Linked DNA regions of Mus musculus: all the other regions are linked to region 1. The links are chromatin loops, found by intact Hi-C in ENCODE. Cell type or tissue: left cerebral cortex. All regions are shown on one strand.

The links. Peaks named below come from ENCODE experiments on the same cell type or tissue, not always from the same donor. Only the 100,000 strongest peaks of a DNase experiment are listed, where the experiment ranks them.
Region 2: it touches region 1 in a loop (2.2-fold over the local background); 2 of 42 quality-filtered maps call a loop at or near these places.
Region 3: it touches region 1 in a loop (2.9-fold over the local background); 29 of 42 quality-filtered maps call a loop at or near these places.

What each region holds. Positions count from the first base shown.
Region 1 is chr7:140,078,321-140,086,320 of GRCm38, forward strand. It overlaps Caly (calcyon neuron-specific vesicular protein), which reads right to left and starts at 4,228. Exons shown (of 5, transcript NM_001190385.1): 1 at 4,142-4,228. In left cerebral cortex, CTCF peaks have their summits at 562 (motif pointing right) and 4,217; DNase peaks (open chromatin) are centred at 598, 1,697, 2,058, 2,655 and 4 more places; H3K4me3 peaks cover 2,916 bases; H3K27ac peaks cover 4,144 bases.
Region 2 is chr7:140,877,304-140,885,303 of GRCm38, forward strand. It overlaps Sirt3 (sirtuin 3), which reads right to left and starts at 4,566. Exons shown (of 7, transcript NM_001127351.1): 1 at 4,460-4,566; 2 at 654-842; 3 at 347-579. The coding sequence starts at 700. It overlaps Psmd13 (proteasome (prosome, macropain) 26S subunit, non-ATPase, 13), which reads left to right and starts at 5,091. Exons shown (of 13, transcript NM_011875.4): 1 at 5,091-5,263; 2 at 6,197-6,275. The coding sequence starts at 5,169. In left cerebral cortex, no CTCF peak of the experiment used is centred here; DNase peaks (open chromatin) are centred at 4,599 and 5,047; H3K4me3 peaks cover 2,614 bases; H3K27ac peaks cover 1,599 bases.
Region 3 is chr7:140,133,505-140,141,504 of GRCm38, forward strand. It overlaps Paox (polyamine oxidase (exo-N4-amino)), which reads left to right. Exons shown (of 7, transcript NM_153783.4): 7 at 506-830. The coding sequence ends at 649. Mtg1 (mitochondrial ribosome-associated GTPase 1) reads left to right here and starts at 4,060. Exons shown (of 11, transcript NM_199301.2): 1 at 4,060-4,269; 2 at 4,815-4,879; 3 at 6,692-6,796. The coding sequence starts at 4,161. In left cerebral cortex, no CTCF peak of the experiment used is centred here; DNase peaks (open chromatin) are centred at 4,114 and 4,340; H3K4me3 peaks cover 1,610 bases; H3K27ac peaks cover 1,375 bases.

The sequences.
Region 1 (8,000 bases):
GTGTGTGTGTGTGTGTGTGTAAACATTGAAAGACTCCAGGGTCAGCGAGATGGCTCAGTGGGTGACTGGCTGCCAAGCCGGGCAATCTGAGTTCAGTCCCCAGGACTCCCATGGTGGACCGAGAAAACCGCCTTCTGCAAGGTGTGCTCTGACCTCCACATGTGCAACGTGACATAATTTTACTCACACACAATACATAAGAGCAATACAATATTTAAGGGATGGGAGAAATAATTCAGTGGTTATAAGAACTGATTTTTTTTCTTCCACATCAATATCTAGCACCCACACAGCCGCTCACAGATCTGAAACTCCAGTTCCAGGGAGTCCAATGGCCTCTTCTTCAGGGGCACCGGAAATACATGAGGTGTACACACATACACATATGTAAAACACTAATACATACAAAAAATTTTAAAATGAAAAAGTCCAGTTAAATTTGAGTTTATAGAAAGCAGATGTATTTCTATATGTCAGTGGCAAATGTTTATTTTGATACTTTTAACTATGTGTGTAATTTATTTACTGTTTTCCATAAATGCATGTCTGTGCTTACTTGCACAGGTCAGAAGAGGGCGCTGCTGCCCCGGGAAATGGAGTTTTATTTGCGTCTGTATGTGCAGTTGCCTTCAGAAGCCAGGGCATCACATCCCTGAGCCGAGGCTATAAGGAATTGGGAGCTGCCTGATGCGGGTGCTTGGAATACAACTTAGGTCCCCTCTGCTCTCTACCTCTGAGACTACTCTCCAGCCCCTGTTTTTTTTTGTTCATTTGGTTTTTGGGGGTGTGTTTTGTTTTGTTTTGTTTTGTTTTAAAATAATGTTGGGTTTCACTCTATAGCCCTATACAGTCCAAGGCTGGCCTTGAACTCAATATTCTCTTGCCTCAGCCTCCCCAGATGTGAGCCAGCTAAGATTTCATTTAAATAATTTCAAGCCCCAGGACAGAGATGATGGGCAGTTGCTCCATATGGAAGGCCATGAAATATTGGCGAGGGGAGCAAGGCACATCTGAATCCTCCGTCAGGTAAAGAAGACTATCGTGCAGATTTTGGAGGTCTTTATGCTCTAACATCTCTGACAGTATTTATAGAATCAACAACTCTCAATCAAAATTCCAACAAATTTGTTTATGAACTTAAAACATCAAATTTTTTGTGTTGAAGGCAGAAAGACACAAGATGTTTGGACAAAGGAAGTCCATCTTGCTGGGTATCTGCCCTGAACACAGCAGTGTACACTGGTGGTGTTGATGCTTTGCAGAGGGAAACCCATTTGACATATTCTATGCATTCAGATCTCAGTTAATAGCAGAGAAGCTGCCTGCATCTTAATAATTAAAGTCTGCTTGGAACGGTGAAGCTAATCTGGTCACTACATGCATATTCAAATGCAGATAATGAGCACACACACAATGCACAAGTGAATACAGCAATTTGTTCTAGGTGCATGAACAGGGAAAACCGACACAACAGAGCACTCTAGAGACAGTGCAGAAGCATATTTACAGTCTCAGGAAGAGAAAGATTTCCCCAGCAGTACTCACAGAGGAAAATCTCAATAAAATGACTTTTCATGTTAAAATTAAGAATCCTTGCCTATAAAGACAAGACCTTCAAAGAGGACCTTCAAAGAGGAGAAACAGAAGCCAAAACTGGGAGATAATTGCAGCCCACAAGTGACAACAGGGTTGTTGTGGGTTGAATGATGTCCCCACAAAAAGGACCACAATTTTTAACTCGTAAGTGTCAGTGAAAGAGATGTTTAAGCAGCCCTTACAGTTGTAGTGGAATTAAGATGAGATCACACTAGAATGGGGGGAGATGGGGAGTTATTCCACAGTGGGCACCCTTACAAGAGGATTTGGACATAAGAGGAAGGTTTTCTGCAGATGGTGGCAGGCTGGGGTGATGCAGTGTTATCCAAGACTGCTCAGGACAGCTGAGTCTGGAAGGAGCAAAGGAAGACCCTCTCCTCACCGTTTCAACAGAAACACAGCTCTGGGGAAATCTGGTTTTGGACTTCTTGCCTCCAGGATGGTAAAAGTTGTGGTTATTTTGGACAGACTCCCTCAGAAAGCCAGGAGCCCTCCAGACCTACACGTGACAGAGCCTGAGGAACACAGCGTCAGGGGCAGCTGGGTGCAGAACTTCTCAGGACAAGAAAGTAGAGAAGGAAGGCTGGGTAGGGGATGAGGGAGCGGTGGCTATAAGAGGAGGGAAGGAAGCAGTATCTTCATGCACACCCTCCCTATCTCTGGCAGGCCCTTTAGAACCCGGTCCCTTTGACGCGTGGCATAGGTGACCTAGTGCCTGGCCCAGCCTTAATGGAGTGTCAATAAAGAATTTCCTTATGGGGTGGATCCGGTCCTAGTGAGGCAGCTGGCTCAAGGTTGGCCCTGAGCCCAAGGGGAACCGGACGGCTTAGGGCCCATCCGCTGGGCATTGTGATAGAGATGGATCAGAAATTATAAGGAATATAAACGGCCGGCCAGGTAATACAAGGAGGTAAAAGAACCAGGAAAGAAATCGGAACGGATAGACGATGTCGTCCCAAGCATTCAAGCCTCTACGACAAAAGACCTCTGCCTCCCCAAGAGCTCCGCCTATGGTTGCCTGGGTGATGCAGCGGCCAGGGCTAGTTTACGTCATCTCGGGTTCCCATGGCAACAAAGGCAGGCCTTTCGCTCCCTGTCAAATTTCTAGCCCTCCGTCGTCAGGCAGAACATCGCATCCCAAGAGTGGACAACTCTCACCTTCTCTCAGCACACCAGAAGATTCCATCTAGGATTTTGGGGTTCCCGCTGGGAAGATGATAGGGGTCATAAAGGTTTAGAATTGGGAAGACTTCCTAACATCATCCACGGGTCCTCCCCTCTATCCCACTCTGTCATTTGGTCTCCCGAGAGTTTGTTTTTCATTTTCAGCGCTCTCCGGGGGTGGTGGGGCGGGTATCTCTGATCACGGTCTATGCACCAACAAGACGCTGACGGACAAATATTGGAGGATGCGAATTTTTATTTGAAAACCCATAAAAGCTGGGTTAGAGGTCACAGACTCACGTTCACACGGACCCTTTCATGCTGCGTCACACAGAAGTGCACATTGGTGGGGGCTCGTGCTCTCCTCTTACGACGCTGCCGCAGTGCCCACCCTGGTCTGCTTGCACCCAAGCCTTTTAGGTCATAGATGTTTGCCTCCAGTTTGAACGGCTGTTGTTCTGTGGGGCCCAAGCAAAGAGGGACAGAGAGGAGGGGCACAGCTGCTTGTGGCTCCCGACACTCACCAGCCACCTGTGGCCCAGCATCTAGAGCCAAGCCCCGCGGCAGGTGGTTTGAGACAAATGGCTATCATACCTCCTACCATCCTTTAACCTTCACTCAGCGACCCCCATCAGGCCCTAACGCTCAATGTTCTGGGCAACACCCCTTCTGCTAATCCCTTTCTCTCCATCGAGCTGTTTCCTTTTTTAACACCCAGCACCCAGCAGTCAGACCCGAACAGGAGCTGACGGTTTTGCCCCTGGGCCACCTTGGAGATGCACAGCTCCCACTGGCTCTCCCAGACCTGCAGAGGTGGAGCCAGCCCACAAGGAGGGGGTCTGCAGTCACCATGAACTGGGCGAGATGAGGTCCAGCTGTCCCGCCGCCCCTGCTACCCTACTATGCCCAGGATAAGGATTTGCAGCTTCATATGGGGTTTGTGCAGGCTGAGCAGCCATAATTCTTCCTAATGTCCAGGCTGCCACTGGCCTGTAGGGGTTTCTCGACATACCTTGAGGTCTAGGGACCTTTCCATCCACCTCAAGCCAGCAGAGCTGCTGCCCCCAACTGTCCCGAGAGGTCTAATGACCACCCTCCACCGGAGCCAGCGGGGCCAACCTGACTTCTAGTGGAGACCACAGGAAGGAGATGGCTGTGCTCCACCGCTCTGGCAGACATCGGATCAGTCAAATCACTCCCACATAGACTCTCAACCCCTACACCCATATCTTTGCACGTACATCCCACAGACGCACAGTCACACACTCTTGCACCCGCCCCCTTCCTCGCACCTCTCACATCCCTGCACCCTTGCACACCCACGCACACATGCTGGCCCCCTCGTCCCCATTCCAAAAGGAGAAACGTGGAAATGGCTCACAGGCAGTTGCTGCAGGACGCAGTCGCGGGAGGACAGGGATGCAGTGTAGATGCGGAGGATGCAGTTCCAGGCGCTTCACCACCAGGCGGGGCGGGCTAGGGGCTGAAGCCTGAGAGCGAGGCTGTGGTTGCCATGGAGATGCAGGCTGGAGGAGGGACCACTGTGGCTCAGGTGGCCTCACACCCCCTCCCACGGCAGATCTCTGCACTGTCTCTTATCACACTCACACACCTGACACAAGCACTTCACACACCCACGAAATACATTTCACATACTTGATACACACTTCACCCTCCCATACGCACATATTGCTTGCTTTCTTTCTTTCTTTCTTCCTTCCTTCCTTTCTTTCTTTCTTCCTTCCTTCCTTCCTTCCTTCCTTCCTTTCTTTCTTTCTTTCTTTCTTTCTTTTTTTTTGTTGTTGATTTTTGTTTATTTGTTTGTTTTTTGTTTTTCAAGACAGGGTTTCTCTGTGTAGCCCTGGCTGTCCTGGAACTCATTCTGTAGACCAGGCCTCAAACTCAGAAATCCACCGCCTCTGCCTCCCAAGTGCTGGGATTAAAGACGTGCGCCACCACTGCCCGGCTACATATTGCTAAGACACACTTCATACACAATTTACACCCCTGACACACACAGCATGCAAAGGCATACATCACACCAGTTCTCACATCTCATGTCACTTCACTGCAGGGGGGCAACCAGGAGACCAGAGGAGCCCTGGCTGCTCCTCCAGCTGGGATTCCAGGGGTTAAGGGAGAGCCTGTTCCTTCCCCTGAGATCTCACAATAGAAGCTGGGGTCAGGACAGCTGTGGTTGGCCTCTGACCTAGAGGGCGCTCCTCTAGACGCCTTTCCATGTCTGAATTTCTGGGCTGGAAGCTTTCCTAGGACTGGCCTTGTCTTGCTTGGTCACTGGTGCCTGAATAATGGTAATATGCAGAAGGCACTGGACAGATGTTTAGTTGATAGTATGCCTCGCTTCACACAGGGCATCTCTAGTGGCCGTGCTTCTCCTGGTCTTCCGCTCGAGGCAGCAGTACTCTCTGTTCACAGTTCTGTCTTGCTGTTGACTGGAATCCGCCTTAAAAAAGATTTATTTATTTATTTTATGTATATGAGTACACTGTAGCTGTACTGATGGTTGTGAGCCATCATGTGGTTGCTGGGAATTTGAATTCAGGACCTCTGCTCACTCTGGTGGAGCCCACTCAATCCAGCCTAAAGATTTATTTATTATTATACAAAAGTAAACTGTAGCTGTCTTCAGACACACCAGAAGAGGGCATCAGATCTTATTACGGATGGTTGTGAGTCACCATGTATTTGAACTCAGGACCTTCAGAAGAACAGTCAAGTGCTCTTAACCGCTGAGCCATCTCTCCAGCCCTGACTGGAACCCTCTTGCTGTCGTGAATCACGGCTTGTCCGCAGACAGGTATCTGAATTGTTCTCCTTTGTGTCTGTTGCATGACATGTAACAACATTCCTGACCAAGTCTTCGTTAGACACATGCTTCTATTGCTCTTGGGTAGATGCTGGAAAGTGCAACTGTGGTGAGCTGTCAACATGGGTGCTGGGAACTGAACTCTGGACCAATCCAAGAGCATCAAGTGTCCTTAATAATGTTGCCACTTCTCCAGGCCCAACATTTAACTTTTAAAGAAAATGCTAAACTGTTTTACCCAAAGTGGCTGTACTATTTTTGTTCCCATTATTGGTTCTCCATATTCATCAATATTTGCTATTGTCTCATTATCGACATTGGCATCATCCTGCCAGTCTGTAATAACAAACTGCCACAGACTAAAATTAGTCTTACTATTCTGGAGGCCAAAGCTCTGAGATCAAGGTGCTGGTGAAGGTCCTGCTGAAAGCCTGCTCCTCCACTTCTGTAGAGAGTATCTGTCAGTGTCCTAATCTACTCTTAAAGGACATCGATCATACTGGATTAGAGCCTACTTGAAGATCCCATCTTTACTTCTTCCTCCTCCTCTTCTTCTCCTACTTCTTTTTCTCCTCTTCCTTCTCCTCCTCCTTCTCTCTTCTTCTGTTTCTCTTTCCCTTCTCTTTTTCTCTGCTCTTGTGACAGCATTGGCCTTGAATACTCTGTGTAGCCTAGAATGGCAAAGAATCCTTGGTCCTCTTGACTCCACCCCTTGAGTGCTGGGATTACAGGTGTGCACCACGCTACCCACTTATGTGGTCCTCAGGATGGGACTCAAGGCTCTCTGCATGTTTGGCAAGCATTCTACCAATTAGCCAGGGTTCTCTAATGGAACAGAACTAATTGAATTAATGTATATGTATAGATGGGATTTATTAGGTTGGTTTAGAGGATGCAATCTGAGTAGTCAGTCCAACGATGAGTGTCTCACATTGGAGGCTGAGAATCCAGTAATTTTTCAAGCCATGAGGATGGGTGTCTCAGCAGTCCCAAGCTGGTCCTGGAGACCTGGAGGAGAGCTGCTGATACCCCGACTATGTCAGAATTCAGAAGTTGGTTCTGGTGCCAAAGCCACAGGATGGATGAGCTTGCCAGGGAGAGAGGACAAACCGGCAAACAGCAGCTTCTTTCTTCCATGTCCTTTTATCTGGACTGCCATCAGTAGTTAGGGTTTTTCTTCTTGCATTCAGTAGCTTGGGTTTTAATCAATCCCAGACATAGTCAAGTGGAGAACCAAGATCATTCATCATAATTCTTAACCCTTTACAGCCTTTAAAAAAGATCCTGTTGGGCTGGCGAGATGGCTCAGCGACTAAGAGCACTGACTGCTCTTCCAAAGGTTCTGAGTTCAAATCCCAGCAGCTACATGTTGGCTCACAACCACCCATAATGAGATCTGACGCCCTCTTCTGGTGTGTCTGAAGACAGCTACAGTGTATTTATTTATTTATTCATTCATTCATTTTATGTATCTAAGTACACCATCACTATCTTCAAACACACCAGAGTCACTGTCTTCAGACACACTAGAAGAGGGTATCAGATCCCATCATAGATGGCTGTGAACTACCATGTGGTTGCTGGGGATTGAACTCATGACCTCTTGAAAAGCAGTCAGAGCTCTTAACTGCTGAGCCATCTCTCCAGCCCCAGTGTACTTATTTATAATAATAAATAAATCTTTGAACCAGAGCAAGCAGGGACTGAGCAAGCAGAGCAGATCGGAGCAAGCAGAGGTCCTAGAAATTCAATTCTCAACAACCACATGAAGGCTGACAACCATCTGTACAGCTACAGTGCACTCATATAGTAAAATAAATAAATAAATCTTTTTAAAAAAGATCCTGTCTACAAATACATTCTAAATTATTAGAACGTCAATGTGGGACTTTAGAGGAGACAATTCGGCCAGTAGCAATATCCCAGCAGTGCCTGGTGCATTTTGCAGTTCACATACACATTACTGTAGTTACTGAAGCCTGGCATCTTCTCTTGGGGCCAATGGTCCTTTGCATGTCTTCTTTAGTGAAAGATAAATACAGATTGTTCTAAATATTTTTCAAACAGGTTGTTTGTCTCCTTTTTTTTTCTTTTTTTATTTATTATATGTAAGTACACTGTAGCTGTCTTCAGATGCACCAGAAGAGGGTGTCAGATCTCATTACAGATGGTTGTGAGCCACCATGTAGTTGCTGGGATTTGAACTCAGGACCTTCGGAAGAGCAGTCAGTGCTCTTAACCAATGAGCCATCTCTCCAGCCCCTCTTTCTTTTTTCTTATTTTTATTTTTAATGGAGACAGGGTTTCTCTGTATAGCCCTGTCTTGGAACTCACTTTGTAGACCAGGCTGGCCTCGAACTCAGAAATCCGCCTGCCTCTGCCTCCTGAGTGCTGGGATTAAAGGCGTGCGCCA
Region 2 (8,000 bases), 800 kb after region 1:
TAAGGGTTCCTTAGGTGGGAGCCAGAGATGGAGAGAAAGTGGGAGGAAGAGGGAAGGGAAGAAAAAGGGAAGGAGAAAGAGATGGAAAGAGAAGAAGAGAGAGAGAGGCAGAGAGAGGGGAGATCCACACTAGATTTAAAATTGTATGAATTTTAGTTCCATCTAAAACTCAGGACTCAGAAGGTGTGCAGGAGACAGGCCTACAGAGAGGTTTCCATGTGGCCTCAAATGCAGAAGTGGTAAAGGCATAACCAGCTGCCTAGCAACAGTCCAGGGCCGACATAAACACTAGGCCGTAGGCAGTCCTGAGAAACAAGCACAGACATGCAAGGGGCCAAAGGCTCACCTCTCTCAAGCCCGTCGATGTTCTGTGTATAGAGCCGCAGAAGCAGCTCCTTGTCGTGGAGGAGCCTCAGGAAGTAGTGAGTGACATTGGGCCTGTAGTGCCCAGGGTACAGCTCCTTGGCCAACATGAAAAAGGGCTTGGGGTTGTGAAAGAAAAAGCCAAGTTCAAAGATGGCTTCAGGGTACGGGATGTCATACTGCTGAAGGTTGCTGTAGAGGCCGCTCCCTGGGGATCTGCAGAGAGAAGGAAAAGGCTGAGCCCTGCAGAAGACAGTGGGGAAATGACACCCAAGGGAACCGCAGCATACCTGAAGTCCGGGATGCCACTGGGTGTGCTGATGCCGGCCCCCACCATGACCACCACCCTACTGCAGGCTCTGGTCCGAAGCAGCTCAGCTACATCCTGCAGAGAAAACTTCTTCTCACTGCTTCCTCCACCTCCAAAGCCGCCTGAGGCTCCCACACAGAGGGATATGGGCCTTCTCCCACCTGTAACACTGACAGCAAGAGCGCAGGAGAGAGGCAGCAGGCAACAGTCAGTCTTAGGCTAGCAAGAGTGAGGGCAGCTGGACTCTTCCCCCCGTCAAAGGTGGACATGGCCTCTCCAGTGCCAGCCAAACAACCACTTTCCCACCACGCATGACTACCAACTAAAGCACAGAACCATCTTGCATCAGGAATCGAGATTTACTTGGGGGCAAGAAAATTCTGATTTACAGACAGGTTTGCAGACAGGTTCCCTGATGCTTCTCATCATCAATGGTGTGAGCTGAAGGGCTCTGAGAAAACCACAGCTGACTGGCCAGATGGAACTTTAGAGTTGGAATGTTGCAGATCCAGAGCTAAACTTATCTTGAGCTATCTTTAGTCCCCTGGATAGGATACCTAACATCCTTTTGACTATGAAATAAGACCTTTGGAATGTCTTGACTTCAAAGACCACAAGCTTCCACTAGCCCAGGAGCAAAGACTCCCGTTAGAGCATATCGGAAGCCAATAGGATGATTTTACTGCTGCCTAACGTTCCCACTGATATTCAGTAAGTGAGTGAATTTCTGACTATCTTTTGTTCTGAGACTAGAAGTTTGTATAACCCCTTCCATAAGTGAGATTATTTCGTGTAACCCGAGTCTGTGTTTCCAGGGCACGATCATTCATACTGGGTTCACAGTAAGCTATGCATTATTCACTTTGAAGCAAGCAAGAGCTGTGCCTTGTGCCCATGGTCTAGGCACCCAGTGTGAGATGCCCATGGATGATCCTGTCCCATCCGAGGTGTCATCAGGAGCAGTGCCAAGGGCCAGAACAGGCCTTTGTGTCCAACTGTCTGTGTCACCTCCTTGGATAGAGTATGAGAGTGCTCCCTGGGACCCAGTCTGGACCTGCTTTCGTTTAGCTGATGGTCCACTGGCTTATCTGAGCACGTACTAGGTGGCCTCTTGCTGTTGCAGAGCAACTGTTAGAACATCTGTAGTAGAGCGTTCACCAGAATCTGTTTTCCAGCAGTCTCGATTTTCTCTCGGCACGCCTGCCTTTTTGTCTCTGTCTCTTCCTCATTGCAACCTGGCCCTTTTAGTTTAGAACTCCTGTGGGGGCCTAATCATAAAGATGGTGGAGATAAGAGGCACTTGCTCTCTCTAGTCCATCAGGACAGAGGAATCAAAGAGAACTCCCCCAAAAGCACAACAGCTTCACTGAGAAGCCTAAGACAAGAGATTTTGTTCCCTTGGAAGGAACCTTATTCCCAGCTGGGAAAACACACAAGAGACAAAATCACCCCGTTTTCTGGGTACCCTTACTTTCCTGCAAGCACACACCATAAACCCAAAGTACAGTAGGAGGAAATGCTCAGTGAGAAGCAAGGGGGCTACTTCCGGAAGTGGCACTTAGAACTTAGCCTGACCGCAAAGCCCATGCCGGGTCCTAGGGACCAACGCGCTAAGTCACTGCAACCCTCCTAGAGGTCTCCTGATAAAAACAAGAATGAGAAGCAGCAGCAAGCAAGCTCTGGCTCCAACACACCTCTCACTCATCAAATACCCTGGCGCACAGGGCACCCAGGGCAGTGCACTCAGAGGTTTTGCCCTAATATTTTCTGAACTCCTCTTAAACACAAACCATATGAGAATACAAAAGGGACAAAAGAAAAGTTGTGACCATTGCTGAGTGTCTGCCAACCGCTAGGCACCACTCAGGGAACATAAAAGACATTTTTAGTCACTTGTACCAAAACAAACAAACAAACAAACAGTTTGCAACTGACAGACATACATGTGGACAAAATTTTACCAAATATCTAACAACAAACTTAAGATATAACTTAAAGTACATCTACATGGTATGGAAAGCCCCTGAGATGAAGAAACTCAGAGGTTAGTATTCAGTTCTGCCCAAGACATTGTAAAGTTACAGAGGATGAAGTCACAAAAGAGTCCCAAATCTAAAATCAAGAGAAGAAGGAATGTTCTGTAAAGGCATCCTCCTCACAAACATCCCAGGGCTCCTGTGTTAGGGTTTATGACAGCCACACTGTCTTACAGATGATCTCATATTAGAAATGCTTCCACAAGTTAGAGTGTCTTTTCTGATCCCTGCTTTATCCTCAGCACTCACGAGTATGGTAGAGAAAATGCTCTGTAACCGTAGCCTAAATGAACAACTCTTTATTGAAAAGAATAAAATGTTGTCACCCACATCAAGTGACTATACCATTGTCTACCCAAATATTCTTCCATTACATTTCTTTGCTAACGACTGTGGGCCCTAAAACTGTAAGGACTCCAGGCTGGGTGTGTAGTTCAGTGGTGCCATGTTAGCCTATCAGACAATTGCAAAGCCTGAGTTTGTTACTCAGCACAGACAAAAAAAAAAAGTCCAAATTTGTACATTATATTGATAAATTGTCTTGCGTCATTTGAGCTCACTGAGAAGATGGCTTTGGAAACAAGGCCGACAACCCCTTCCCTCATGCCAGACCCATGTTTGTCTCAAAGTCCAAAGTCTGGAGGGCTGGCTCCCCTAACTATGTAAAAGGACAGAGAGAGAACAGCAAAACAGCCCAAGAGTGAAAACACTTGTGCCCTTGAGAACAGAAGGGAAACGGTTTCCAGTGGAAGTCACTATAGTTTATCCCAGTATAGGAAAGTATCTGCAAGAAAAAGAATGTGCCCTCCAGTAGGAAGGAAATCCCGCAGCTCAGACAGAGGGACAGCCCACCTGGGAGCTCCAAATGACTATCTCAACTTTCTCTGCCAGTTTCTGTTAGATGTAGCAAGTGTCCAATTTGATATTACTTCCATCTGTTGCTTTACTAAAAACCTCACTGAAAGGGTCACTCTGTTCTGGCAAGGACTCTTTACTGGGAGTTCCACCGAGCTACCTTAAAGATAGCCAATAGACGTCTGCTGACTTTTTTTTTTTTTTTTGAATATGCAGTGTGATGATTTCTCTCTAACTTAATATACTCACTTATTTCAAACTGAAAATATCCCTATTATTGATCACTCTCAGGACTCTATGAGACATGTTACTATTTTGCAGACAGTATGACTGTTGGTAAAAATTTTTAGTTTCACAACCTTTATGGGGGACAATTAAAACACAAGTAACAGCTGGATGTGGTGGCATGTGACTGTAGTCTCCGACGCTTGGAGGGAGGTGGAAGCAAGGTGGATCCGGAGTTCAAGGTCATCCTCCTTCACACAGCCAGCTGAAGGCCAGTTTGAACAAGAGACCAGTCTCAAAATAATACAAACCACGTAACCTTACCCAAGGCTGTCTACTGAGAATTTGTGGTCCAAATGGGGTGCAAACACGTTTATTTATCACGTTATTTGTAATAATTCAAGATTAGAAAGTATTCAATAAGGAAATGGTGATATAAATTATAAGACATCCATACAACGAACTTCTATAAAATATTTCAAAGACTGTGCTGCAATAGTTACATAGAAAAACACCTTTAAGGAGAAGGTAGTGATGGCCGGTCAGCAAAACCTTGTAGAAGGGCGCGCCTGCCGGGTCCTTACTCCCACAATTGCTTCCAGCTACCCGCCCCTAAAACGCCGCTGATAGCCTATCTGCGAGATCCCGTGTCTCCCCTGCCGTGGCTCACCTCCCGGACCCCACAGTCTGAGCGCGGCCAATGCCAGTCGACCGCTTAGCGCCATGATGCTCTGCAGGACGACGGCGCCTAGAGGGTCAAGCGCCATCCGAATCCCCGCCCCCGTGAGCCAAGCCCCGCCCTCTCGGCACTCTTACTCCCGCCCCCCCTCTGGCCAAGTGCCGCCCTCCGGCGCCTTCCCTCGGCCGAGCCCAGCCCAGCCCCCGCACGATAACCCGAAGTGTGGAAGGCTGTGTTTATGCCTGGTGCTGGCAGCTTCTCCCTCTGTGGGACTCTGACTTATTGGTTGGGAAGCCAAACCGGGAGATTTCATCGTTTTACGCCGCTCTCGACCTCCTTGAGTAGGCGGGTGATAACTAATGCTCTCTGAGCGATTTGCATCACACCTAGTCCTCGCCAAACGCCATCCGGTTTCAGAGGACCCAAGTCTGCAGGCTTGAGGCTACGTGACCAGTCAGTGGCTAGCTGTCCCCAGGCACCTCTACTCTTTAATGCCTCAAGGGCAGGGCCAGAAACCCGGGAGAAGTTTAGCGGAAGTCAAGAACGCGGTTACCTTGACGACCGCAACCCGTGAGGCTAGTGGGACGCTCCCAGCATGCCCCGCGCGCCCGCGGTGCCGGAAGTGAGCGAGCACTTCCGTGCGCCATCCCTGCCGGTTCTGACTGCTTAGTGCTTGTGTTGTTCCCAGCTCTCTGCAATCATGAAGGATGTGCCGGCCTTCTTACAGCAGAGTCAGAGCTCCGGGCCGGGCCAGGCTGCCGTTTGGCACCGTTTGGAAGAGCTGTACACGAAGAAGTGAGCTCCGAGGCTGGGGCGGGAGGGAGAGGACTGTGGGAGGGCCAGGGGCTCTGATCAGTCCGGAGGGTCAGGGATGTGGAGGAAAGGGGTCGAGATAGCCTTAGGAGCAGAGCTGTTAACAGGGTTCTGTATCTAGACTCCCTGCGTTCCAGCCTTACCAGCTTTGATAAGAACAATTACGAATTGCTGACTTTGATATAAGAATTTGCCTATGAAAAAACACCTCTTCCTCAGAACCTTTCCACATGACAATGTCCAGCAGTTAAAACTCTTAGTGATTTCAAGAGAAATTTTTCAGTGTTTAGTATGTACCTGCCTATATATGGTGTAACATTTTGTGTTTTTCAAAACACTTTTATCTCTATTATTAAATATTATCCTTTAGTCTTGGTATGAAGTATGCTATTTCGGTGTCCTAAAGGTTCATATATTGGCTTTTTTAAAGTATTGGCTTATTTCATCCTTCCTATTGACAGATAAGATTGAATATCAGTTTTCTATTCTGTGAGGTATTCAGCTAATAAGTAAGAGAGAATGGAGTTCAAAATATAGCTGTAGAATTCTAAAGTCACAACCAATGCCTTCAAGGCTGAAGGCATCCGTTTCTTCACATTAGGATGTGGGGCTGAGGGCTTTTTGTTTTGTAGGTTGTGGCATTGGAATTCCAGTTGACACTCAGAGTGGGAGTTGACGCTGTCTCAAAAAGTGTTCTCCAGTGTTACCTAAGAAAACTGAGTCTTGAAAGGATAAGTGACTAGGGGGTGCAAGCAAAGTCAGTCCAGAAATAGGCTTGAATTGGCTGGCGCTTGCTTTAACTCCTGGCTGTGCAGTGGGACCTGGGAAATACTTGGTGTTTGATGGGACCGTCAAGGCTGAAGGCATCCTTTTCTTCACATTAGGATGTGGGACTGAGGGCTTTTTGTTTTGTAGGTTGTGGCATCAGCTGACACTTGAGGTGCTTGATTTTGTGCAGGACCCATGCTTTGCCCAAGGAGATGGTCTCATTAAGGTAATGACTTACCAGACAGCTCAGACGATGTTGAATATAATTACAAACTATTATTATTCATTTTTATTTACTTTTAACGTGTGTGCGCCCAAGGATGCCAGAAGAGATCTCCTGGAACTGGAGTTGCAGGCAGTTGTAAGCCAACTGGTGTAGGTGCTAGGAACCCAGTTTGAGTCTTCAAAATGCTCTTAAACTATCACTGAGCCACGTCTCCAGACAATTTTTGCTTGCTTGGTTGGTTGGTTGGTTGGTTTGTTTGAGATTAGCTGTGGCTGTATAGCTCTGACTGGCCTGGAACTTGCTCTGTAGACCAGACCGGGATTGGATTCACAGTCCACCAGTGGTTAGCCTCCTCCAAGTGCTGTCATTAAATATATGCAGTGTCAGGCCCAACTCTGCTCATGGACATTTAAAGACAAGAGTGGGGGGAAGGGGCGGCATTATGGTGGTCACACTAAGCTGCATCTTTTAGCAATCACTTTGTGCCACGGACTGCTGTAAGCACTGGGCCCTCATGACAGCACTGAGAAAGTCTCTCTCTTTCTCATATGTAATAGCAGACGTAGATAAGTCACCATAGCTTACAGCTAATAAATCCCAACACTGAAACAGACTTTCTGGTTTTTACAAGTTTAGACTAGAGCTGGGAAAATGGCTCACTGGAAGTATGTGCTTCCATCCACAGGCCCTATGCATGCACCTCACGAGACAGCACCAAAAGGGGCCAATGGCACACCTGCAATCCCAGCACTTAGAAACTTGAATCTGGAAGATGGTTAGTTAAAGACTAACCTGGGTTACACAGCAAGACTGCTAGGGAGAGGGACGGTTTAAAGGGCTCTCCTCACTTCCCAGCTCTCCCAGCCCATCCACGCACAAGGGTTCCACTTGCCCAGAGATTTCTGGCCAGAGTAGTGTAGAAAAGAGAAGTCCTCTTCATTTGAAGGTGAGAGGGTTGAGGGGACGTGGTACTATGCTATCTCTCTAATGGAGCATTTTTTAAATTTTGTCAGCAGAAAAAAAATAAAAACACACTCTTTCCCATGCTTTGTCAGAGTCCTTAAGGAATACCCAGGAATTTTCTCACCAGAAGCCTTCTTTCTGGAACTTTCTTGTCATCATCTGAATTTGTAAAGAATAATTAGTTTATAATTGTAGCTTTAGTTATTTCTCCTGAATACATTGTGAAGCTTAAATGTTTTTTACTTATCAGTTTGACATTTTACTACTCTTAAGAATTTGCAGTTGTAAGCGGGCAGTGGTGGTACACGCATTTAATCCAATACTCGGGAGGCAGAGGCAGGTGGATTTCTGAGTTCAAGGCCAGCCTGGTCTACAGAGTGAGTTCCAGGATAGCCAGGGCTACACAGAGAAACCCTGTCTCGGAAAAAAAAAAAGGATTTGCAGTTGTTTGTATTCTGTCTTAAGAATTATGTGGGAATGATAAATCACACACTGCATGTTCTATATCATAGTGATATATTTTCATATTCTTTGCTTTCTAATCTTCAGTTGATATGCCCCTCTCCCCATCTTTGTTTCTTTTTGTGATGGTTTTTATTGTATGTAGGAATGGTTTGCCTTCATGGGTATGTGCACCACAAGCATACTTGATGCTCTTGGAGATCAGAAGAGGGCATTCAATCGATCCCCTGGAATAGGTGTTTCAGATGGTTATGAGTCCTCCATCATGTGGGTGATAAGAACTCTGCAATAGCAACAGGT
Region 3 (8,000 bases), 55 kb after region 1:
AATGCTATCCCAAAGGTCCCCCATACCCAACCCCCCCCCCCTTGCCAAACGCATGAAATTCAAGAAGAACGAAGACCAAAGTGTGGACACTTTACCCTTTCTTAGAAATGGGAACAAAACACCCATGGAAGGAGTTACAGAGACAAAATTTGGAGCTGTGACGAAAGGATGGACCATCTAGTGATTGCCATATGCAGGAAACCATCCCATAATCAGTTAGCTTGCTTTTTGTCACACCACTTTTAGCTGTAGGCAGGGACTTCAAACCAATCTGTGATGTATTAGGTTTAGCTGCTGTCTCCCATGATAGTTTAGCAACTCATCTGATCATGGTTCGGGGACCTACCACCCGGGTGTTTCTTAGCATTCACAGCTGCCTGGCACGGGCAGCGATGGCTTCTGCCCATTTGTAGATGCCCATGGATGGGCAGGGGCTCTGTTGTCTGTGTGTATCTCCACAGCTGTCCCACTTGCATCCCTGTTCTAACTGGGCCTTTTCCTGCAGCTCCAGGTACTCTTTGCTGGGGAAGCCACACATCGGACATTTTATTCTACCACACATGGGGCCCTCCTGTCTGGCTGGAGAGAAGCTGATCGCCTCGTTAGTCTGTGGGACTCACAGGTGGAGCAGTCGCGGCCCAGGCTGTGAGTGCCTGCTGCTCTGCTCCACCACTTGGGCTGACCAAGCTCTGTTTGGTTTGAGGTTTGGGGATCTTACTGGTAGCTTTAATTTTGGGGAAGTGGTTTTGTTTTTCTTATCTGTTGGAGTCTGGCTTGGTCTGATCATGGATGCCCCGTTAAGTGTTGTACGCATAAAGCAGTTAACATTGCCCTTGTGTAGAGTACTTCTCATTTTTTAAAAAAGATTTATTTATTATATGTAAGTACACTGTAGCTGTCTTCAGACACTCCAGAAGAGGGTGTCAGATCTTATTATGGATGGTTGTGAGCCACCATGTGGTTGTTGGGATTCGAACTCAGGACCTTCAGAAGAGCAGTCAGTGCTTTTAACCACTGAGCCATCTCTGCAGCCCTAGAGTACTTCTCATAGTGCATCCAGTTCTCAACCTGTTCCACCCATTCCATGTCCTGTCTCTGCTCCTTCTATCCCTAGTCCATGGCTTTCCTCTCTGGGTCCTTTGGGCCTTAGGGCCCATGGTTGCCCTTTGTCCTGTTATTGGAGGCGTTCCCAGGGTTCCCCACAGCTGTTGTCCAGGACTATGGCTAATGAATCTTCCTTTGATCATTAAGGGATTGGTGTCAGGTGCCCTAGACTGGTAGGCTAAATGGTCCTGTAGAACTGAGAAGACCGTGAGGCAAGGAGATGACACAGCCTATCCTGACCTGGCTTGGGGATTTGGGAGAAGGTGAAGAATAAAAAGGCTTAAAGACTATTGGGGGTTAGGTTGGCCAAACACAGGGAGGGCGTGGTGAATGAGAGAATATGGAGTAAGGGTGCTGGGGAGCCAGGTGTGTGTGGTAGATGTGAGGAGTGTGCTAGGTAGGTCAGGCTCTTGGATATTTTTGTAGTCTGGTCTCATTGTCGTCACAGCAGCTGCAGAGGACAGGTCTGTTGCTCCTGGTTACAGCGGAGACAGGACATTTAGACTATTAACTTCCTCATGTTGTAGCTGCCACAGGGCTTGCACATCTCCTCTGGAGATGGTTGAGGCTGGAGAGGTTGGTGTAGCGAGCCTATCTAGTGAGATATTGTCTCAAAAGGGTGGAGCTCCAGAGGGAGCTCGAAGAGTTTGCAGAGACGCTTGTCCCAGCTTGTCCCATCCTTGCACAGCATGGTACTGTCACTAGCCCCAGGTTTGGCATGGCTGAGGGCAAGCCCTCCTGCTTGTATTTGTTATGTTTACACTTTTGAAACAGCTCTAGGCTTGCTTCTGTCCAGTCCAGTCCAGCTCTCTGCTTGGCTACTCATCCTTCAGGTCTTTAAGGCTTGCCCTAGCCCCCATCCCAGCAGTTTGTCATGAAGCATGTTATATCATAAGGACACTTCCTGCTTTAATGTCACCAGGCTGCCCTTGCAACACCATGGAAGAAAGCCAGTACTCTAACAGGTTTTTACTGTAGTCTACAGCTTGAGGACTGAGAAAGCACAGATCTTTCAAGGGCAAAAGTCTTTGTTGTTGACACTCAGGGACACATTTCAGTTTTCAGAGGAGTGACTTTGCGGGACGGGGGACAGGCTTGCCAGGAGGATCTGAGCTGCTAGGGATGGGTTGGGGCTCTTCCATGATGGAGACTGCCTTGACAGACCTAGGACTTTAAACTTACAATCTGGGCACATCCCCTCACTGGACTCCCCCATTTTCCTTTTGAGACAACATCTCACTCTGACCCAGGCTGGCTTTGAAATTTCTATTCTGCCTCAGTCTCACAAGGGCTGGGCTTATAGTATGTGCCTGTCTGGAGGCCTGGGGGTGATAGTAGTACTGGGTATCAAACCCAAGGCTTCCTGCATTCAAGGCAACCATTATAACATTGAGTTACATGTCAACCCCTTTTATTTGAGATAGTGTCTCTCTTAGGGTAGTTTCTAATGCCTGGCTTCCCCTGGCCTCTATCATCCTTAGCTGGTATCACAGGCCTGTTCTACCAGGAGCAGCTGGATTTGCATTTAGTCTTACAACTATGAAGCCCACTTCACTCTCATTGTATTAATGGGAATGTAGTCGGTATTTATAACAGTTACATTAAAATGTCACACTTGAAAATGGAGGCATTACAGGTGTGTGTGTGTGTGTGTGTGTGTGTGTGTGTGTGTAACACTTGAAAGTTCTAAGGCAGGCCCGGGAACTGATAGGGGACAACTCAATTTCCTTACATTGATTTATATGAGTATACGAGGGAGAAAGACGACTTTTTTTAGACTGCCTCATGAAGCTCAGGCTGACCCTGAGTTCCTGACCCTCTTGCCTCAAATCTCTCATATGCTAGGATTACTGGTGTGTGCTGTCACACCTGCCTGAGTTTTGGTAGCGTAGGCTACAAAGTGAGATATTGTCTCAAAAGGAAGAAAAATGTGCCTAGATTTTAAGTTTAAATTTCTAGGCCAATTTCCCACCATGGAGAAGCCACATCTTCATTGCCAGCAGCCCAATTTCTTCTGGCTTCCCTATGAAACCCTAGAATCTTGGGCATGCTAGGCCAGGCCAGCTTGTTATCCTCCATGCTATATATCCTCAAACCTGAAAGATTTGGAATATAGTGAAAAATCTCCAGATTGGGACTGGAGAGATGGCTTGGAGGTTAAGAATGATTGCTGCTATTGCACAGGACTGAAGTTCAATTCTCAGCACCCAGTCAAACAACTCAAAAGCCCCTGTAATTCCAGGTCCAGAGGATCCACTGGCTTCTGGGCGTATCCGCTAACACATGGCATACACAGACACTTCAAATAAAAATATAAAGGGCCCCCAATGGAGGAGCTAGAGAAAGCACCCAAGGAACTAAAGGGAACTGCAACCCTATAGGTGGAACAACAATATGAACTAACTAGTACCCCGGAGCTCTTGTCTCTAGCTGCATATGTATCAAAAGATGGCCCAGTAGGCCATCACTGGAAAGAGAGGCCCATTAGACTTGCAAACTTTATATGCCCCAGTACAGGGGAACGCCAGGGCAAAAAAAGGGGAGTGGGAAGGTGGGTATGGGGAACTTTTGGGATAGCATTGGAAATGTAAATGAGGAAAATACCTATTAAAAATGAGAAAAAATATAAATAAATGAAATTGAGTCTTTTTGTTGTTGTTTTTCTCTGTCTTACCATGTAGCACTGGCTCTGGAATCCACCAGGCTGGTCTCAAGCACACTGAGAGCCACTTACTGGCCTCTGCCTCTGGTGCTGGGGATAAAAAGTGTGCGCAACCACAACATAAGAGCAAATATAATATTTTATATATATATATCGTCTTTCCAAAAGAAAAAAAAGGAGACTATCTTCAAATCCCTGAAAAGAACCTCACATAAGCTCAGGAATCCTGAGAATGGAGCACTACCGGGCCAACCCCGTGCCCCTGCTTATCCCAGAGTGCTCGAGTCAGGCGCATGCGCAGTCGCGCACGGAACCCAGGCGCGCCGGAACCCTGTGAGCAGATCCAGGCCCTGGCGGAGGCGGTCCGACTGCGAACTCTTCCGACACCAGTGACATGAGGCTGTGGCCGCAGGCATGGGGTGCCGTCCGGGGCGCTTGGCGCGAGTGCTTCCCTCTGCAAGGTCACGATGTAGCACGCTGGTTCCCCGGCCACATGGCCAAGGGTGAGGCCAGCATGGGCTGCAGGCGGCACGGGCGCCGGTCCTGGCGGTTCCTTGGTTCGCCTTCCTGGCATCGGGTTGGAGAGCTGTTTTGTGCTTGATACTTTTGAGACGCACTGAGTGGTCCCTTTAAGTCACATGCAAGCTGATGTCTGAGTTTATAGGTCACAACTTGGCCCCAGGCAGCTGTAGACGTAGTGCGGTCCTAGGCTGCTGTTTGCTGTGGTCTTGGCTGCCGCAGCCATGCGAGATTATAGTGTGTGGCAGAAAAGGCGCCGGGAGTGTGAGTGGACAGGTGGCAGTTGCGGTGCGGAGCCTCAGTGTTTCTGTGCAGTGAGGGTATTAAGTCCGCACAGTATCAGGAACTTCCTGATTAAGACCATCTTGTGTGAAATGTACCTTCCAGAACCATCGGGGCACCGTGGAACGTGGCTCAGAATGCTGCCTCCTTTAACCCTGTGTGCACTGATGGTTCTCAGATGTATTCCCCTAGGAGAACTTAAACTTGCCCCCTTTGGCTGTTTCCTTAGTGCCCCTCTATTTTCTAGGACTAAAGAAGATGCAGAGCAGTCTGAAGTCGGTGGATTGTGTTATCGAGGTTCATGACGCCAGGATATCCTTTTACGCTGTAGAGGGGAGCACCTCTGCTCGACTGTAAAGGCAGCAGCAGGATGCTTTCCTGGTTCCTCTCCATCTCCTTCAGACAGTTTAGTCTGCTCTGCCTCTGGTCCATCATTATGTCTACAGCTGCGACAGCTTCTTTTGTAATTACTGGGACATAAAGCAGTGTTTTCCAATTCTCATTACACATTAGAGTTCCCGGGAGGCTTTTACATCAATAGCTAGGGCCCTTTTAGATCAGAATCTCCCTCGTGGGGTCTAGGCTGGTGTTTTTATTTTTAGGCTCCCATCTGATATCTCTCCCCCCCCCCCCCCCCCAGACAGGGTTTCTCTTTATAGCCCTGGCTGTCCTGGAACTCACTCTGTAGACCAGGCTGACCTTGAACTCAGAAATCCGCCTGCCTCTGCCTCCCAAGTGCTGGGATTAAAGGCGTGTGCCACTACGCCCGGCCCATCTGATATCTTATTTGTCTCAGCCTCTTGTTTACTTTGATATTTTTAGGGGTAAATTATGAAACCGGAGATGAAATGATCCTACTAACCTGTCCTTTCCTCTTGTCCTTAATTGAAGAATTGGCAAGTTACAATCATGTCTACTGGCAGGTGCTTCTCAGACTGTTTGTTGCATTTAAGCTGTGTTTGGTTTCTGTTGGCATGTGAGTTTTTCATCCTGCTTACTTAGCCTTAGAAGAGCGTGGGGATGCCAGACCACCAGGCCCCTGGAACAGCAGCTGGTGGTGGGCGTGGGGACCTGCTGCCACTGGTGGTAGTCTCTGGAAATAGTCATGGAGAATAGGAACTATTTCAGCCTTCAGAGAACTTCAGGAACTTTAGCAATAATACATCTGGTGTATTTGTTTTAGGCTATACATGTCTACTCATCTAATATCACCTGCTGCCAGATGTGACCACCACCACCACCACCACCACCGCCAACCACCACTATTGACATAGGGTCTAACACTGTAGTCTTGACTGGCCTGAAGCTCACTATGTAGACCAGGATGACCTGGAACTCACATAGATCTGTGTGCAAGGAGTAAAGTTGTGTCCACCATTCCTCCCAATATTTGATTATTTAAAAAGTAAAACTTTGTTATTTTCAGCATGTATGATGAGAGAACTGTCCTCCTTCAGTCTCTGGAACACTTAACTGAATCTAGGATGTGGCAGGAGGTCTGTGCTGGGTAGCGGTTTCTGTAGCATCTTAGGACAGGAGCCTGGAGACTTGGGTTTGTGAATGGATTGGTCAGCTGTGAAAGAGGGACTATCTAGATGGAGGTAGCAGCTTAACTGGGTGCCAGATGGGACAGGCAGAGGCCTTAGGATCCTTGTACCAGATCCTACTGGGAGGGCTGAAGGGGCAGAAGCCCCATTCTGCCTATGTCACATGGTGGAGTCCCACATCAGACTGGGATAGCTGAGGATAGCTGTGGGCAGCAGCATCTCCAGTGAGGATGGGTGGTGTTTGAGGTTATCTGGGTGGGATTTCACAGGAGTCACCATTTCTTAAATGTTCGGGCCATTTCACTTTCAATTTAAATTCCTTGGGATCCAAACAATGGCTTCTCTTCGAACTTTGGTTTTATTCTTTTCACCATCTGCTTGAGAAGTTAGGTGACAGTCCCTTCCCTAAATCACACCCTTCACAAGCTGCAACATGAGGGTTGGCCTCCCAAGTCTGGGGGCAGGAAGATGGGTTGTATGGTTGCACTTGCTCTGAGATGGGCTTCTTTGTTTGTATCTCCTGGTGGACTAGCCACTGGTAAACTCTGTAGGGATTATGCCTTAACATCATCAGCACATCCCATTTTCAGGTCGAAACCCTCTGTTCCAAGAGCTGCTTGGTCTGAAACCGCATCTGCTTGTCCTCAACAAAATGGACTTGGCAGATCTTACAGAGCAGCAGGTGAGCTCCTTCTCACAGATGCCAGCAGCAACGTGACAGAGCCACAGACACAGAGGAGTTCTGTGATGCCCCCGGGGAGGCTGTAACTTAAAACAACTTCTGGCTTTGATGGAGGCGTCTGGCCTGGCTTTTTAGCAACAGCTGATTCCCTCAGTATGAAAGTATCACCTAAGTGCTCACGATGGGCACACCTCCTGTGGGAAGTGGGTTGGTGTGCTGTGGGACCTCTGGGGACCACTACAGCCACTTTGTACCCTCAACCTTTCTGATGGATGCTCTGTCCACCTTGTCCCATGTAGGCACATGTGACCACTGAAGCAAAGGGGGCTGATTACATTTTACTTAGCTCTAACTAATTGGGAGATTCGCAAGGTTAATGTATGTAGCCCTGGTCACCGTTGGTGTAGCCCGGAGTTCATTTGTGGTAGCTGCAGTGTCCCTAGCTGACTATGTACCCAGCCTGATCTCAGGTTTTCTGCTGCTAGTTGCTTTCTGCACACTTGTGTTCCAGAAATTGGAAGGGCTGGGTATGGGACTGGGATATGAAAAGCCCAAAGTACCCAACAGTGTCTAGCGCAGTGGTTCTCAACTTCCCAATGCTGTGACTCTTTAATACAGTTTTGTTGATATTTTATAACTGTAATTTTGCTACTGTTATGAGTTGTGAATATCTGTGTTTTGTGACTGTCTTAGGCAGCACCTGGGAAAGGGTCGTTCATTCGAACCTCAAAGGGGTCGAGATTCACAGGTTGAGAACCAATGCTCTAAATTCAGGCAGAATTGGGTCACAGGGCAGTGTATTTTCTACACAGCCTGCAAGTAAAAAATGACAGCCAGGAATGGATTTGAAGTCTTGGCTTTACTTTTTATCACTGTGCTGTCAAATTCTTTGGAAAGGGGGATGACAGGGCCTTGAATTCAAGCCAGATTTTAGAAAGTTGCTAGCTTGTTAGTGACACAGAAATTTTTTCCTTTACTGAAGAGCTGCAGCTCTTAGGGAAAGGTCAGGAGGCTCTCCAAGGCGGTTGCCAGGGCAGCACCTTCCTCCAGGCTTAGATCGACAGCGCTGCTTGTCTGTCTCGCGAGTATCTCGGTCTTGCATCGTTTGTTTGTTTGTTTGTTTGCTTTTATCTTTAAGTGCCTTCCCCTGGTTTTTATTAATCGAGATTCTAGCTGTTTAGGAATTGCTTCAGTGCGTCAAAGC